Regions from separate parts of the Mus musculus genome. Here region 1 is linked to region 2. A link is a loop called in an ENCODE intact Hi-C map of the cell type or tissue named here. Cell type or tissue: left cerebral cortex. All regions are shown on one strand. Each heading gives the region's core, and the rest is flanking DNA. Links, peaks and the distances in the headings are about the cores only.

Region 1 (7,609 bases), core at 3,207-5,706, 180 kb before region 2:
CCTGTGTGGGCCCTTGCGGGTGTCGGGAGACTCCGCTGGCAAGGCACCCCGGTGCTCGACGATATTTTTAATTATATGAGCAATATAGCTTACACCCCAGCTAATGTCAAAGGATAGTCAAATTGCATGTCCTTTTTTTTTTTTTTAAGTACAAACTGACAAGTTGATATACCTTCATGAAAGAAAACTTTGTAAAGCTTCAGATGTGGCCAGTGAAAGTCTGTGGTTTTCTACACAGAGCCCTTCTCATCTGTCCTCCCAACTCAGGACTGACTTAGTTGTTTTCCCACCTGAAACTGGGCATGGAGTCAGTAGCACTAGCATCTCAATTGGGAAATGAACAAAAAATGCTGTTGCTTGTGACTGGTACTAGCAAATCCATTAGAAAGCAAAGGAAGACTTGCATCTTTCCTAGAGGTTTGGCGGCAGGTGCAGTTGACAAGCAGTGCAACCAACATGTATTAAACAGAGTGCATTAATCACTTTCCTGTTGCTGTGATAAAATACCTTGACCAAAGGAAACTTACAGGAGAAAGGGTTTACTTGGGAATACTATCCAGATGATAGTGCCCATTCATGGCATAAAAGATACTTCACAAAGGCAGGAACAGAAAGCTGGAGCATCACACTTTCATACACACAGAGGAAGCAGAGAGAACACAAGCCCTCACATTCTCTTCAGTGACATACTTTTTTTTAGCATGTTGTTACCTTCTAATGGGTTCGTGATCCTTACAGACAGTGCCACCAACAATGACTAGGTGTTTAAATATATGAGCCTATAGGGATTAATAGGGATTATTCCCATTCAAAAATCATCCAGGGCTGTACTAGAAGAGAGGCACTCCTGAAATAGCTGCCTGACAGTTTTGCACAGTCCTGACCTTCAGGAGATATACCTGCCAGCCTGTCAGGAAGCTAATGTCAAAGCCAGACCTGAGAGTGCTAGAACTCAGAAATGTCTTTTTTCACCCCTACAATTCCACTCAACTGTGGAAAGAAGCATTACTAGATGGAAGTGTTTGAGAAAATCTCCCCAAGTGTATCACTAAGCTATGCAGACCACCCAGTAGCTGTTAAAAAAAAAAAGCTAAGAAATATGGAGCAGCAGGGTGTGGTGCCTCCTTGTACTCGGGAAGCAGAGGCAGGCGGATTTCTGAGTTCGAGGCCAGCCTGGTCTACAAAGTGGGTTCCAGGACAGCCAGGGCTATACAGAGAAACCCTGTCAAAAAAAAAAAGAAAGAGAGAGAGAGAGAGAGAGAGAGAGAGAGAGAGAGAGAGAGAGAGAGAGAGAGAGAGAAAGAAAGAAAGAAAGAAAGAAAGAAAGAAAGAAAGAAGGAGCAATGTGTTGTAATATAGGCGGTTATTATTTCAGTGCTAAATAAGAATGAAATCCTATCATTTACAGTAACATGGAGAGATGTAGGGATGGAATATTAAGTGAAATAAGTCATATACAAATAGACAAGTAACTACTACATATGAAAGTTAAAAGAAAAAATTGACATAAATGCAGCACAGTAATTATTAGAGAGTAGTAATAATTGTATGCGTATGTAAGTAAAGGGAGATTGGATATGATTTGTGAATGCTACAGAACTACCACAGAGAAGGCTATTAAAATCACGTTAAAATTTAAAATGATGGCTTGAAATTGGGAGGCATATGGGGTATAGGAACACAGTGTTTTCAAATATGTTCTTCAAGTATCATTCTGAATCCCACTAACATATATAAGTACGGTTATTGAAAACTATGTGAAACAAAAACTGCAAGTACAATGGTAAGTGACTGAAGGGACTCAGATAATTTCCATGTACTCATGCTTTCTTCAAATAGGATTCTGCATAGGCTCTCATCCATTATTCCCAGAATATTTCATAGTGTTTTGAATTTTTACCTATCCATATCCTGACCCCATATTCAACTATTATGAATTGTTCTGCAGTAGAACTGAACACCAGAGATGCCATTGTTTTTTTATATACACTATGATGTGGGATAGCTCAGCCTATTGTAGGTGCTGCGTTTTCTGCACAGATGGCCCTGGATCATGAAAAGAACAAACTGAGCAAATCATAGAGAGCAGACGAATAAGTATCATTTCTCCTTGGTTTCAGCTTTGATTCCTAGGTTTCCACCCTCAGATCCTGTCTAGATTCCCAGCTGGTGGGCTATAACCTGTAAGTCAAATAAATCCTTTCCTCCCCACCGCCAAAATTAGAAATATGGAATAGTTTAAATGTATGAAAGTTACTTATATAACAACAGCATAATCAGAAAAATAAACCAGAATTCAGAATTGCCACAATATATTTTCCAAGGTTTCTTTTCTCAAGGAGAATTGCTTAAACATCCAAGGAATCAGGAACAGGTAACAAATACCCAGAGAAAAAAGGAGCTATAGCCATAGCAATGACTTGGAGTAGACCCAGATGATATATTTAACAAAGAACTGAAGAAAAATACCATTACTGTGACTTAACCAATAGGGAGTTTTGATAATAAAATTGAACCAAACACAAATATAAAGGAGTCAGATAATAATTGAAGAGTTAAAAGGTACAGTAAACAATATGATGACTTTGCTTATATTTGATAACACATTTGATATGATATCAAATGCAGTGAGCAGAGCGACACATCAATAGAGATTATATCTGCTGAAAATACATACACACATACACACACACAGATTCATTAAACAAAAATAACCTCAAAAACATGTGAGAAGATATGAAACATACCAAGATAAGTGAAATGGAAGTTTCAGGAAGAAAGTAGAAAGAGGTATGGGAGAGAGCATGTTTGTGAGTAAATAATACCCAGCCCAGGATCCACAACCCATCTCCAGTACACACACACACACACTCACACACACACACACACACACACACACACACACACACACACACACAGACACACACACCCCAGGATTTACCATGTTCACAAACTGTAAAACAGTGTTGTTCATGTGACTATTTATTTGTATATTTTATTCAATCCTATGACATTTGTCCAACGTGTTGTTTTGTTTTGTTTTGTTTTGCTTTGCTTTTCAGTCACTGATCAACTGATCCTAAAAGTTTATATGGAAAAGCATAAAGTTTAGAAGAGCCAAAAATTGAATAATAGACAGAAATTTGGTGAATGTACATAGTTCAAAACTTAACTATAAAGCTACAGAAACCAGAAGAATAAAATTATACCATAACAAGCACAGGTGAGGCAGCAGAGCTTCAGAGTCCAGAAATAAACTCTCACACAATTAATGTATTTTTGACAAAGGACAAGGCTAATCAGGGGAAAGGAGAACCATTCCAACAATTGCTAGGAATATGGAATATTCCTTAGAAAGAGTAACAACCCTAGACCTTTGGCTCATGTCAGACATGACAATAATTTCTAAATAGAACAAAAACCTGAATATAAGATCCAAAACTAGAAAACTTTACAAAGCAGGGGGTAAAACTTTAGTATTTAGGCAAATTCTTATTGAATGTGACACAAGAAGCCTGATCCACAAAATATAACTGGAAATTAAATTTCATAAAAATGATAAATTTCTCATTTTCAGAAGATGGCTTTACGAAAATGAAATTTGAAGCTGTAGGCTGCAATAAAGTACTTTGAAACTGTATTGTAAAATAAGACTTGTATTAGGAGCTAAATAACTCTTCCAGCTCAGTAACATTGAACACAACTCAGTAAAAATGAGCAAATGACTGTACTCTTCCCTAGAAAGTGAAATGTAGTGTCTATATACTCAGTTAAGAAACAATACTCAACATCTAAGTAAGTGGTAAAATACAAATTAAAGCCACATACCCACCAAAATCACTTCAATATAAAAATATTGGCAGTACCATTTGATGATATGAATGTAATAATCCAGAACTTTTATCCCTTGTTGATGTCAATATATTGTAGTAGGATCACTTGGGAAGCAGTATGGTCATTTCATTAAAATTAAGTATATACTTAACACATGACCAGCAATTCCTTTCCCAGGCATCTTCCCAAAATAAATGAAACCATATGCTCACATAAAACTTCTTATGCTTGTCATTTTTTCCATGCTTTTTGTTTCTAAAAAGTCAATGAGGTTTCCCGTTTCTATCTCAGAAAACCATCAGGGATGATGGAGTGGAAAGTAACATGCATAGATATTTGAGATACAGTGTCCTCCAGTCATCTAACTGTTACATAAGTCCAATCTTAGCCTGAGGTATACAGCCAAAGAGAATACATAATTCCCCTCAGAAGGGAAATACATCGCATCATTCAGTTAACATTCCAGACCCAGATGTCACCTCCAATTTTGTCTCTCTAATTCTTGGCTTTGGGTTATCAAATTACAGCTCTGGGTATTTGAAAACAGAGAGAGGGATAAAGCCAGAATTTTCTAAAGTTTTTTTCTTGCGACTTTTTCCATTTCACTATCATTTTAATCTGGGATCTAAAATGTGTTACAAAGACAAACAATCAGACAAAAGCCTTTGGATGGCCAAAACAGGCACGTCTTTCAGACAAGATGACTTCTTGTGGATGCTCAAAATAACAATGAAGTGTTTCCCCAAGAGCAATATTAAAGACTTTATGAATTATCTATGAATGTCTGTCTTAGATTCCTCCTTCATAGGCACATGATTGAGTCATAACTAAAGGGTTTAAGATCCTATCTGTGGCACCAATAAACAGGAAGATCACACCATTCACTTCCTATTCTAACCCTCTTGGTTTCCTGCCATTTTTCCTCATTTAACTTCATTGAAGATTCCACAAATCTTTTCTCTCTGGTGCCTCTTGTTCATTACATTACTTGCACTTATGCCTTAATCCTTGTTGGTGTTTGGGCATGAATAATTCTTCACCTCTTTCTCACCCTATTTTTGTCCACTACAATAACTTCTGTCTCCTTATCTTCCTTACATTTTTTCTCACCCTATTAATTCAGACTTCCAGTGTCCTGTGGATAGTGTTGAAATGTCTGTATCATTCTACCTCTTCTGATAGGATTAATCCAAAACATTATAACCACATTAGTACTCCTATGGCTCTCTATTTCCTGCTGGATAAGAACAAACTGCAGCTCCTGACAATGGAGCTCTTCTAGCTACAGTAGGAATAGTCCTGCTTTCTAAACTCTGTTGTTTTCCCCTCTTGGGAGGGTCCCTAAATTCTACCTTTCCAAATACCTGCTGCTGCCAGAGTACACTCTATGTTTTGCCAACTATTTGACTTCTAGCTTTGTTTTAAATTCTCACTTTCAGCATTTCACATTTCTGTAAATATTTGAGAATATTTTAAGACAAAGTAGTAATTTAAAACCTCTTAGTTTTAAAAAAATCTACATAATTAAATATTGGGGTAAAAAATATAACCCATCCCTTGATATTCATTAAATTGGGTCCAGAATCCCCTGCAGATTAAAAAAAATCTACAGCTGCTAAATACCCTACTTATAATGATATCATGCTTGCATATAACCTAGGCACATCATCCCATAACTAACTCATTTGATATACTTTCAATGTTTAGTTCAATAAAAATGCTATAGAACTTTATAAAAAATGTTATGCTTAATGCTTAATGAATCCCTATTCATGACACTAAAAAGTCTATGTGTTCAGTACACATGCAAATTTTCTACAATTTGCAATTGGTCATAAACACAGAACCAGAGGAAATGGAGGGAATAACTTGAAAAAAAAAATCTCTGGACACCTCTCCAAGGAAGCTTCTCTTTGTAACTGATAGAGACCATTACAGAAAACAACAACTATTTGAAATGTGAAGATCTGGAACCTAGTCCACAATGCATCCACCATACAATTCCTGCACCTAAAGCTTGGGGACCATTACAAGACATTGTAAGAGACAGAGGAACAGGAAGTTTGCTGTAAGATTGTGCCTCCTAAAATTGTCTAACATGAGGTCTCACCAACATGGCTACCTGAGCATGACCAAAACAAGAACAAGAAGATACATGCTAAGGTCAATAGGGGAAAATCCCATCCCTACACCAAGAACCACAGGCCACTAAGGAATACTGGCAGCAGGCTATATTTATATATTTAAGAATATATATTTAAATATATATTTATTTTTAACATGTATATAAACCATTAAAGAAAAAGAGATCACAAATTGAACAAATGAGATACATGGGAGTATTTGTAGAGAGCAAAGAGAAGGAGTAAATAATATAATGATGCTATAGTCTTAAAACATCTATGCAAAATATATGAAAGGTGAATGAACTCTTGAGGCCCTCTACCCTATTCTCTCTCTGTGAGTGTGGAAAAGCCAGTTGGCTGACATGAGGTAATATAGCTAGTTAGAACAATCTTGAAACAGAGACATGAATCATTTTCTTTTGATCAGGTAACAATAAGATCTACCTTCTGTACATTCGGCAAGTGTTAATGCCTACAATGTGCAAAGTATTGGGTCCTGACAAACAAACTGAAAGAGCATATGCTTTTACATGAATGCATCCTAGCAAAACATCATTGTGGACAATAAAGGTAACAGTGGATATGATGGAAATGGTAGATTTTCTCTACTTTATGTAACAAAAAATCAGATATTTAAAAATAATCCAAAATTGACCAATACTATATAATATAATCTAAAAGCATGAATGATATTGAAGTATTTTAGGGAAATACAAACAATTCAGAGAATTGAAAAGTTAATGTATAAAGCAAAATGTAAAACTTTTAGTTATAAAACAAGATTGTCACAGACTTAAGAAGCGGTTTGTAAAACCTTACACAGATATTTAAATTAATAATTATTGTTACAGTTAATCATTGTAATTATAACTATAATTAATGCATTCTGTCAATCACTTTCTGTCATCACTATGAAAAAAATGCTTTACAGTGTCAGACAAGGAGACTGAGAAGGAAAGTGAAAGCAATAAGTACTTGATCTCAGGGTACACTCACCCCAAAACTTACCTGGCTCAGTCTATAATCCACCGTTAGCCTGGAAGAATCAGAAAATTTTAAATGGAGATAACATCTGGATATATTCTTGTCCTAAACAGCCTGCCAATAAGAGAGAGAGAAAGAAAAAGAGACAGAGACATAGAGAGAGAAAGGAGTGAGGGGAGAGAGAGAGAGAGAGAGAGAGAGAGAGAGAGAGAGAGAGAGAGATACAGTCGAATACTTATCCACTAGCCACAGCGAAAGCCAAATCACTGTTTAACCACAGGATCCAAGTTCTCCACTGCCATTGCCATATTTAAAGGGCTCAGTAGGCACACACATCTAGTGGCTGCAGAACAGTACACTGTAGAAGGAACAGGGCCATCATCTTTAACACCTCTGGGCCTAGAGCTTCTGTGTTACCTTGTCATTTGTTAGAAATACATGACCTCAACTCCATCCCCAACACTCATGTGGGGCACTCTGGGAATAGGCCTGTTCACCTGAGCTGTAATGTACTTGCTAGGTGATGCTGTAGTGACTAGACTGTGGACTTAAGTGAAAGACCTAACAAATCATAGAGACATAGATAAGCTTTAGGCCACAGGACTGATGTGATGAGGGAAAAATGTATCTAGACCACTCCTAAGTATACTATTGAGCAGAAAAGA
Region 2 (7,609 bases), core at 2,741-5,240:
CTCTGCAACACTGCTCTGGCCATCTTATCCAATGCTGTAGCCAGCAAGGGGCAGGGCAGGCTGTCCTGCTCCCATGCCCACAGAGCTGACCCTCCTCCACTTTCACCACCAGGGCCAGCTCTACTGTGCTGCCCGGCGGATGTACAGGGCCTGCTTTCCGGAGTGCTACAGCATGAAATGGGTGGGATCAGCTCTGCCATGCTCACATCCTCTGGGCTAGCTAGCTCAAGTCCCCACCAATTATTTTAGTTGTATCATTAACTCATTTATTTGTGATGTTTTTGTTCTTTGAAGGGAAGCACATAGACCTCTAAATTTTCCTATAGAACTACTTTAGTATGTCTTGTATGTTTTGTTGTGTTGTGTTTTCATTTTCATTCATTTCCAAGAAATTTATTTCTACCCAGCTATGACACCCATAAAACACATCAACCAGCATGGAACAATAACCCTAAGAGTAATAATAGTAGGATGCACACACTGGTAGTTTCCACAGGTCCATAATTGGACTTAGACCTTAACCAATGAGAGGGGAATTATGCCTTGTACTGGAAACCTAGTCAAAATCAAGGCTAGTGAAATGATGGATCATGGAGGAGAACTCCACCACTCCATGGAACCATCATACTCCCTAACTATATCCTAAATATTTGTCTTACACCAAGAGGTAAGTGTAGTCCTTACCTTACACCAAGGAAAGTTCTCTTTGCAACAGATAGAGACCACTGCAGAAAGTCACAACCAATCAAAATGCAATATTGTAAAGCTCAGTTCCAATTAATACATCTATAAAACAATTCCTCAACCTAAAGCACAGACTTCATTGTGTAAGAGAGAGCAGAAAAATTGTAGGGGCCAGAGGACCAGGGAGTTTGATTTAAAGCTGTGAGAAACTACACTCACAATGTCTTACCAATATGGCTTTCTAAACATTTCCCTGAACAGAAATGATGCAAATGGACATTGCTAACACTGACAGGGGAAAACTAAGGATGCCTCAACCTATGACAAAGAAATACAGGCAACAAAGGAATACTTAGAGTATAAGTAGTCTTTCTCAAGAAAGAGAACATCAAATAGTTGCCCAATACCAAATGTTTAGCCCTGAAAACATGGGAATGCAAGTAACATTGTACAGACTAAGGAGGTTATATTTGTGTAGTTAATTTTATATATATGGAGGCCATGGTTATCAAATAGAACAAAAGAGGGTACATAAGAGGATTTGGAGAGAAGATATATAAGGGGAAATGATATAATTATAATATCAAAAAAAACAAATACATCAAAAATGAAATTTCTGGATTTATTATTGAGGATTTTTGTGTATTTAGTTTTATTTTTCTTCATCTGTGTATGAACATATGTGTGTATGTGTTTGTCTGTCTGTCTGACCCTGTGTTTGTGTTTGTGTAACTGTGTGGCAGTGTGGTTGTATGTGGCCATGTGGCTCTCTCTCTCTCTCTCTCTCTCTCTCTCTCTCTGAATGTGTGTGTGTGTGTATCTATGTGTGTATCTGTCTGTCTGTTCCTGTGTTTGTGTCTGTGTAGCTATGTGGTTGTGTGGTTGTATGTGGCTATGTGGCTGTATGTGACTGCATGTGGCTATGTGGCTGTATGTGGTTGTTCATGCGTGTGTGTGCATGTACATATGTATATGGTACATGTATGGATGTGTGTAGTTGCCCCTCCCCCAGCCTGAAACCTGCTTGCTCAGGGGTGGAGCTTCCCGCTCAATCGTTCGGCCATGCCCACAGCTGGAACCTGCCGCTTTGCTGTTCGGAGCCGTGCACGTGGTCACCCTGCTATTGGACCCCAAGACGAATTGGTGGGAATTGGGCCCCCTTCCCCTGCTCTATAATTGCGTGAGGAACAGTAAAATTGAGCTTTGATCAGAATGACTGTCTTAGCTACATTTCTTTATCTCCCCACCTAGCCCCTCTTCTCTTCCAGGTTTCCAAAATGCCTTTCCAGGCTAGAACCCATGTTGTGATCTGCTGGCCGGACACAACAGATGTGTTTGAGAGACTACAGGCCCAGGAACACATGGAAGCCGGAACATCATTCTCTGCCTTATTCCTTTGAGGAAGTTTCTCTCATTCAACTTGATTCTGGGCTGGCAGCCAGAAAGTCCTGCCACTTTTTCTATCTCTGGATTCATGCTGACTCTCAGCTTTTCCCTGGAGATGCAGACATGGAGACTTATAAGCCCATAGCAAGAGTCTGTGCTTCCTGAACTATCTCTCCAGGATCCTGGTCTTGTCTTGTGAGTGGGCTTTTGTTATAAAGTCTAAGCTAGCTTTAAATTTGTGGTCTCCTTGCCTCTGCACTTATAATTCTGAGACTTAAAGGTTTCTATTTGTTTAAGAGTCCATTTCTCTGGTATTTTGTTATGACAGTCAGTGCAAATTAATATACAGTTATCATGGTGCTAATAAAACCCAATATTTAGAAAAGAAGGACTGTTATTGATTTTGTCTTTTTGTAAGTCTTTTATTAGTTCTTTTGCTTCCCTTTTCCATGTCCTGAATTCATCACAAACATTGGTAAAAATCTATTAACTAATTCTATTTTTATGTACCGTTATGAAAACCATTTGCCATTAATCTTACTTTACACATCCAAATAGAATAAGGCAATTGCTTTTTGTAATAACAACAACAACAAAAATCATGTTGTTCTAAAATTCAATACCTTAGCACTAGATTTAGATTTAGTTGAATAAACTGCTGTAGGGAACAGAGACAAGCCCAGCACTAGGCAATAAGCCTGCACTGGTAAGTTGTATGGAAAAGGTGTCCTGGTGGTGTCCTAGCTCCTGGAGAGGCCTCTGGTAGCCTTCAGGAGTGTTGTCCTTCAGGCCAGAGTGGAAGCAAGAAAAATATTTTCAGATATATGTTGCTGATCCAATGGAAGAACAAAAATTAAAACCTAAAGAGCAAATATAAACTTAGGAAGTGGGTGCCTGCAACTTCATTAGACAATCCTCAAGTGATCTCAGATACTCGAAAGGGATCTAAGCTGAAACAAGAATAAAAACAGGGAGGAAGATGTGACATTCACTCCCGAGTCACAGCTAGCATCTTAGGAAAGAGGGACACAGAAGAGATGAATGTGGAGAGCAGATGGCAGACACAGAGTACTTTATAAATAGCTGCGTGCAATTCAGACTCTTATCATATCTGGCCACATAGCTTGGCTTCTTCCTGGAAGAAATATATTTTTGGAAAATAGGACATAAAATTTTGGCCCAAATGAAGGAAATCTGCATGCATTTGTTTCACATTTTAGCACATTTCAAACTGTCTTTCACATAAATGGAAAGTAATTAACACAGATACATATCACTAGTACTAAACATGAGATAGCAGAGATATTTTTATTCAAATATAGCCCTTGGAAAATAAACCCAGGCTCTGAATTTCACCCACAGTTAATATTCATTCATTTTAATTTATAAGCTATCTGCCTCTTCTTACTTGTCTGGAAATATTTTTCAAATTTTTGGCATTAAGTAAGTATGCACTTGGGACCCATGATGCATAATGTTTGTTATCCAAGCAAACCCTCAGAGGGTTTTCTTGCACACTCCTGCTCCGTCACTGTGGAGACAAACATAGTTTTCTCTAAAACTGGCAGCCACTGGCTAAGAAAACAATTTCTCCAGGGACATCTCATTCTCCTCCCTTCGCTTCCAAAAGTGTTACTGCTGCTAAAGGATATAAAGCCAAGATTAAGCTCTCTCCAGATGGGAAAAGATATTTTATCAATGGGGAAAAAAAGGAAAAGGCAAAGAAGAGACATAAAGAGTACCTATGACTATATGAACAGTGCTTACTCTTTGCATAAACAAAACATATTCTCAGCTGAGCATGATAAATCCCATCTGTAGTCCCAACTCTGTAGACAAAGAAAGTGCAGAGTCAGTGAAAGTTCAAGGCTAGGCTGGGACACTGTGAGCTCCAGCCCAACCAGGACTTCTGAGCAAAATCCTGTTTCTAGACAACAGAAGGAAGTGGGTGAGTGTACAGAGATGGCAGGAGGGATGCAAAAAGGCAGGCAAAGCAGCAGATATTATAAAGTTCCATTGTAATGCTTTAATCCTTGCTAGTTTTCCATGTAAGTTTTAGGTGAAATAGAAAATGACAGAATCTTCAGGTCCATATATTTCCCTCTTCTTCAGTGTAGATCTTCAGTGAAAAATTTCATAGAGAATGATTAGAAAGGATAGAAGTCTCCCACACTCGTTTCAAAACCAAAAAGTCTACTGTTACAGACTCTACAAATTGTGATGCATCCTGTGGCAGATAAAAGAAATTCGACTGAGAAAAGGAAGTGGGTCAATGTCCTCCCCTCGTGTCTATAAAAGCAACAATCAATGGCTGAAGAGGGGAGAATTCTTAAATAAAGCTGTCTGCAAGGTGATCCCAGAGTCCTTCAGGGATATAGCAAATGTGACTTGTCATCCATTCAGGGTTGGGCTTTCCAATTCATCTGCTCCTTAAGTAACCCAGGTAGTGGTAAACATTTAAAGGTAAGCTCTATTTTCTTGGCAAGTGCTCATGCAGCTCTGCACATGCCCAAGAGCTCTGGACTCATGAATGAAAGACACTCACATACAACATTTATATTTTAGTATGTCTTAACTAGGTCAATGATCAGGCACTTCCAAACTTCTCCATGGCTAGCACACACTCCCCTCCAGCCGTCCTGAGTCAACACTTACTAAATCTGTATTTTTATCTTACTGCCCTTGTTCTTTCTGAGCAGCACTCCCGATGGGGCTGCTTTCCCCCCTGCATGTATGTACATTTCAGCTGTCTCTCCCTCAGGCTCGTCCTATGGCCCTCTCGATGCAGACCCTTTCTTTTCTTCTTCATTTCTTACCTGGGATTACTAAATGTCCCACCTCTGTCTCTCTGCCCAACTATTGGCTGCTGGCAACTTTATTTCCCAATCAGAGTCAACTGGGGACAGGCTTCCTTTAGCCTAAGTGGGAGACAACTTAAACAGGTTTTGGGGCAACATAATTAGCATGAGAACATAAGCCCTACAAACCCCTTTTCCTATAAGTGACCCTTCAACCACGCTTTCATAAGTACCTCCAAAAAATCATTACTTCACCAAGCTAGCTTTGAGTAGAATCATAACTTTGGTGCCGTAAATGAACATTTGTTCATACTTCCATGAGGAAAGTCACACAGGACTAGCTGTAGATCTCCCTGATCTTCCCTCTGATTGCTGAAGCAAAAATTCCATGGTTTGGGTATCTTTAAATTTATTTGCATTATTTTAGTTTATGTGTATGAGTGTTTGTCTGCATGTATGAATGTATCCCATCTACATGTCTGGTACCCATGGACATCAGAAGAGGGTGTTGGATCCTCTGGAATTGAAATTATGAATGGTTGTGAGATGTCATATGAGTTTTGGGAACTAAACCTAGGTCCTCTAAAAGAATAGTAACTGCTCTTAAATGCTGAGCAATCACTTCCACCCCAGGCGAGGTATTTGAAACAAATGTTTCAACTTCCCAGTTTTAGAGCCTGTGAAGTCCAAGGCCAGTATACTAGCAGAAAAGATGGCTAGTGAAGGCATGCTTTCAGAGTCATGAATAATAATCGTCTATGTCCTCTTATATCCCTCACATCAGTGTCCCCACCTAACACCACCTCACTAGAGCATTTCAATGCACCTGAGAGAACATAGACCTCAGTGGGCACTGTCTTTTACATTTGTCCTTCCTGGTCAATTTCCCCAGCTCTGTACCAGATAATGAGATTCATAGTGTCTTTTTCACTTACAGAAGATTGTAATTACAGCAGCATCTAAATCCCTTTGTCCAAAATCCCAAAGGATTTTGTTTTATTTGTTTGTTCAACATATACACATATAGGCCATTTCTATAAAGTCAAGTTTTAGAACAGAACCGTGGAGTTAGGTGTATAAAAATAGCAAGAAACAATGTTCTAAAGTCCAAGATCAGTGACAGGAGAAGAGTCCTTCTGAGGACTTAAATATGTTACAAAATGGTAGATAGCAAACAGTACTGATGGAGGAATAGACAGATCTTGGACGTCATCCCCCACATTGACACACCCCAGTGGAGGGGAAAGGTATCGTTTTACAGCACTGGGACACAAGCATGATGGCCTGGAAGGCAGGTAGTATAAAATTGTTCTCTGGCTTTCACTTTGCATAAAAATAAACTCTGGGTGTCAGAGAAATCAGACTATCTATTTTGAAAAGGAGGAAAGTAATACAATATACCTTAGTAAAAGGATTAGAGGAACTCTTGAGAGTGCAGCAGCACTCCAAAATCAAGGGACTTAAAATTTGGAAGCCTCCTCCTGTAAGAGAAGTGATTTGACTGAATTTTTAAGTGTTCATAAGGGGAAACATACATAAAGACATAAAGGAAATTACATTTTCCAGTCCATTACCCCAGAGTAGAAAAAAATAACAGTATTGCAGTAGGGTTCAAGAACACCCAGAACCTTACTACTTCTGAGTCTCTGGGGTATCAAGTTTCCTGTCTCCAAAATATGGGGAGTAAGCAGCAGTCCTAAGGTTACACTTAGGACTTCAGGCAACGATAGGTGATGGAGAATGCTCACAGCTGTGCAGTGGCTACATGAGTTTTATTCCCACAGACAAGTTTTGCTTAATTTCCATTCTGCCCTTTGGACTTTTGACCTTTGCGACTTGAGGAAAGTTAATGTCAGTGTTAAAAGGTATTCTTGATACAAAGGACTGACAATTGGAGAATAAGCCGTAGAAGACTGGCTCTGTGAAGAGTAGGTCACAGGCGAGCTACATGGGAAAATTTGAGCCACAGAGTATACTGTGAAGACAACACCCACATCTACTGTAGAAGTTCTTTGTAAGTGAAAAGTATTTGCTCATTTCTGGCTATATCTGGATATGAAATTTTGCTTATTAATAAGTTCATCACAATAAAATCACTGCAAATCAGATGCTAAATGTGTGATTAGCCTTTTTGTAATCCCTAGACCATTAGAGATATAAATAAATGATTCACATTCACATACCACCTATTCTCTGATGATCACTGTACCAACCACTAGTTCCATATCCACTCAAATGGTCCCTTTCTAGTTTCCAAGACTATATATATATATATATATATATATATATATATATATATATATATATATATATATATATTCAGTGCCTCATAGGTGTGCACATATAAAAGTTAGCAGCCAAGCTGCACATATACAAAATAACACAAGGCATTTATTATTTATTATTCTGACCCTGGGTTACCTCCTTTAATATTTTCCAGTTCTATCTATTCTCCAGACATTTTTATAATTTCATTTTTTGTACAGCTGAATAGAATTCTATTATGCACGCATACACACATATATGTGCCACATTTAATTATTTATCCATCAGTTGATATGATTCCATTCCTTGCTACTTTAAATCCAGCAACAATGGACAAAGGTATACAATAAATATCTCTGTAGTATTCTTTGGGTATATGCACAGGAGTAGTATATATGTATCACGTGCAAGTTGTATGTTGGGTTTTTTTTTTTTGACACCCCATGTAGTTTTTTCTAGTGCTCCATTTTATATGT

Evidence for each region. A loop is a pair of places that touch in the nucleus more often than their neighbours do. Peaks named below come from ENCODE experiments on the same cell type or tissue, not always from the same donor. Only the 100,000 strongest peaks of a DNase experiment are listed, where the experiment ranks them.
Region 1: it touches region 2 in a loop (4-fold over the local background); 3 of 42 quality-filtered maps call a loop at or near these places.

What each region holds. Positions count from the first base shown.
Region 1 is chr1:3,294,228-3,301,836 of GRCm38, reverse strand. The region is part of intron 2 of Xkr4 (X-linked Kx blood group related 4); the gene reads left to right. Among named protein-coding and RNA genes, the nearest start is that of Gm26206, 200 kb to the right of the region's middle. In left cerebral cortex, for the core only: no CTCF peak of the experiment used is centred there; a DNase peak (open chromatin) is centred at 4,200.
Region 2 is chr1:3,116,033-3,123,641 of GRCm38, reverse strand. No RefSeq gene overlaps it. Among named protein-coding and RNA genes, the nearest start is that of Gm26206, 18 kb to the right of the region's middle. In left cerebral cortex, for the core only: no CTCF peak of the experiment used is centred there; DNase peaks (open chromatin) are centred at 3,113, 3,668 and 3,965; H3K27ac peaks cover 1,315 bases.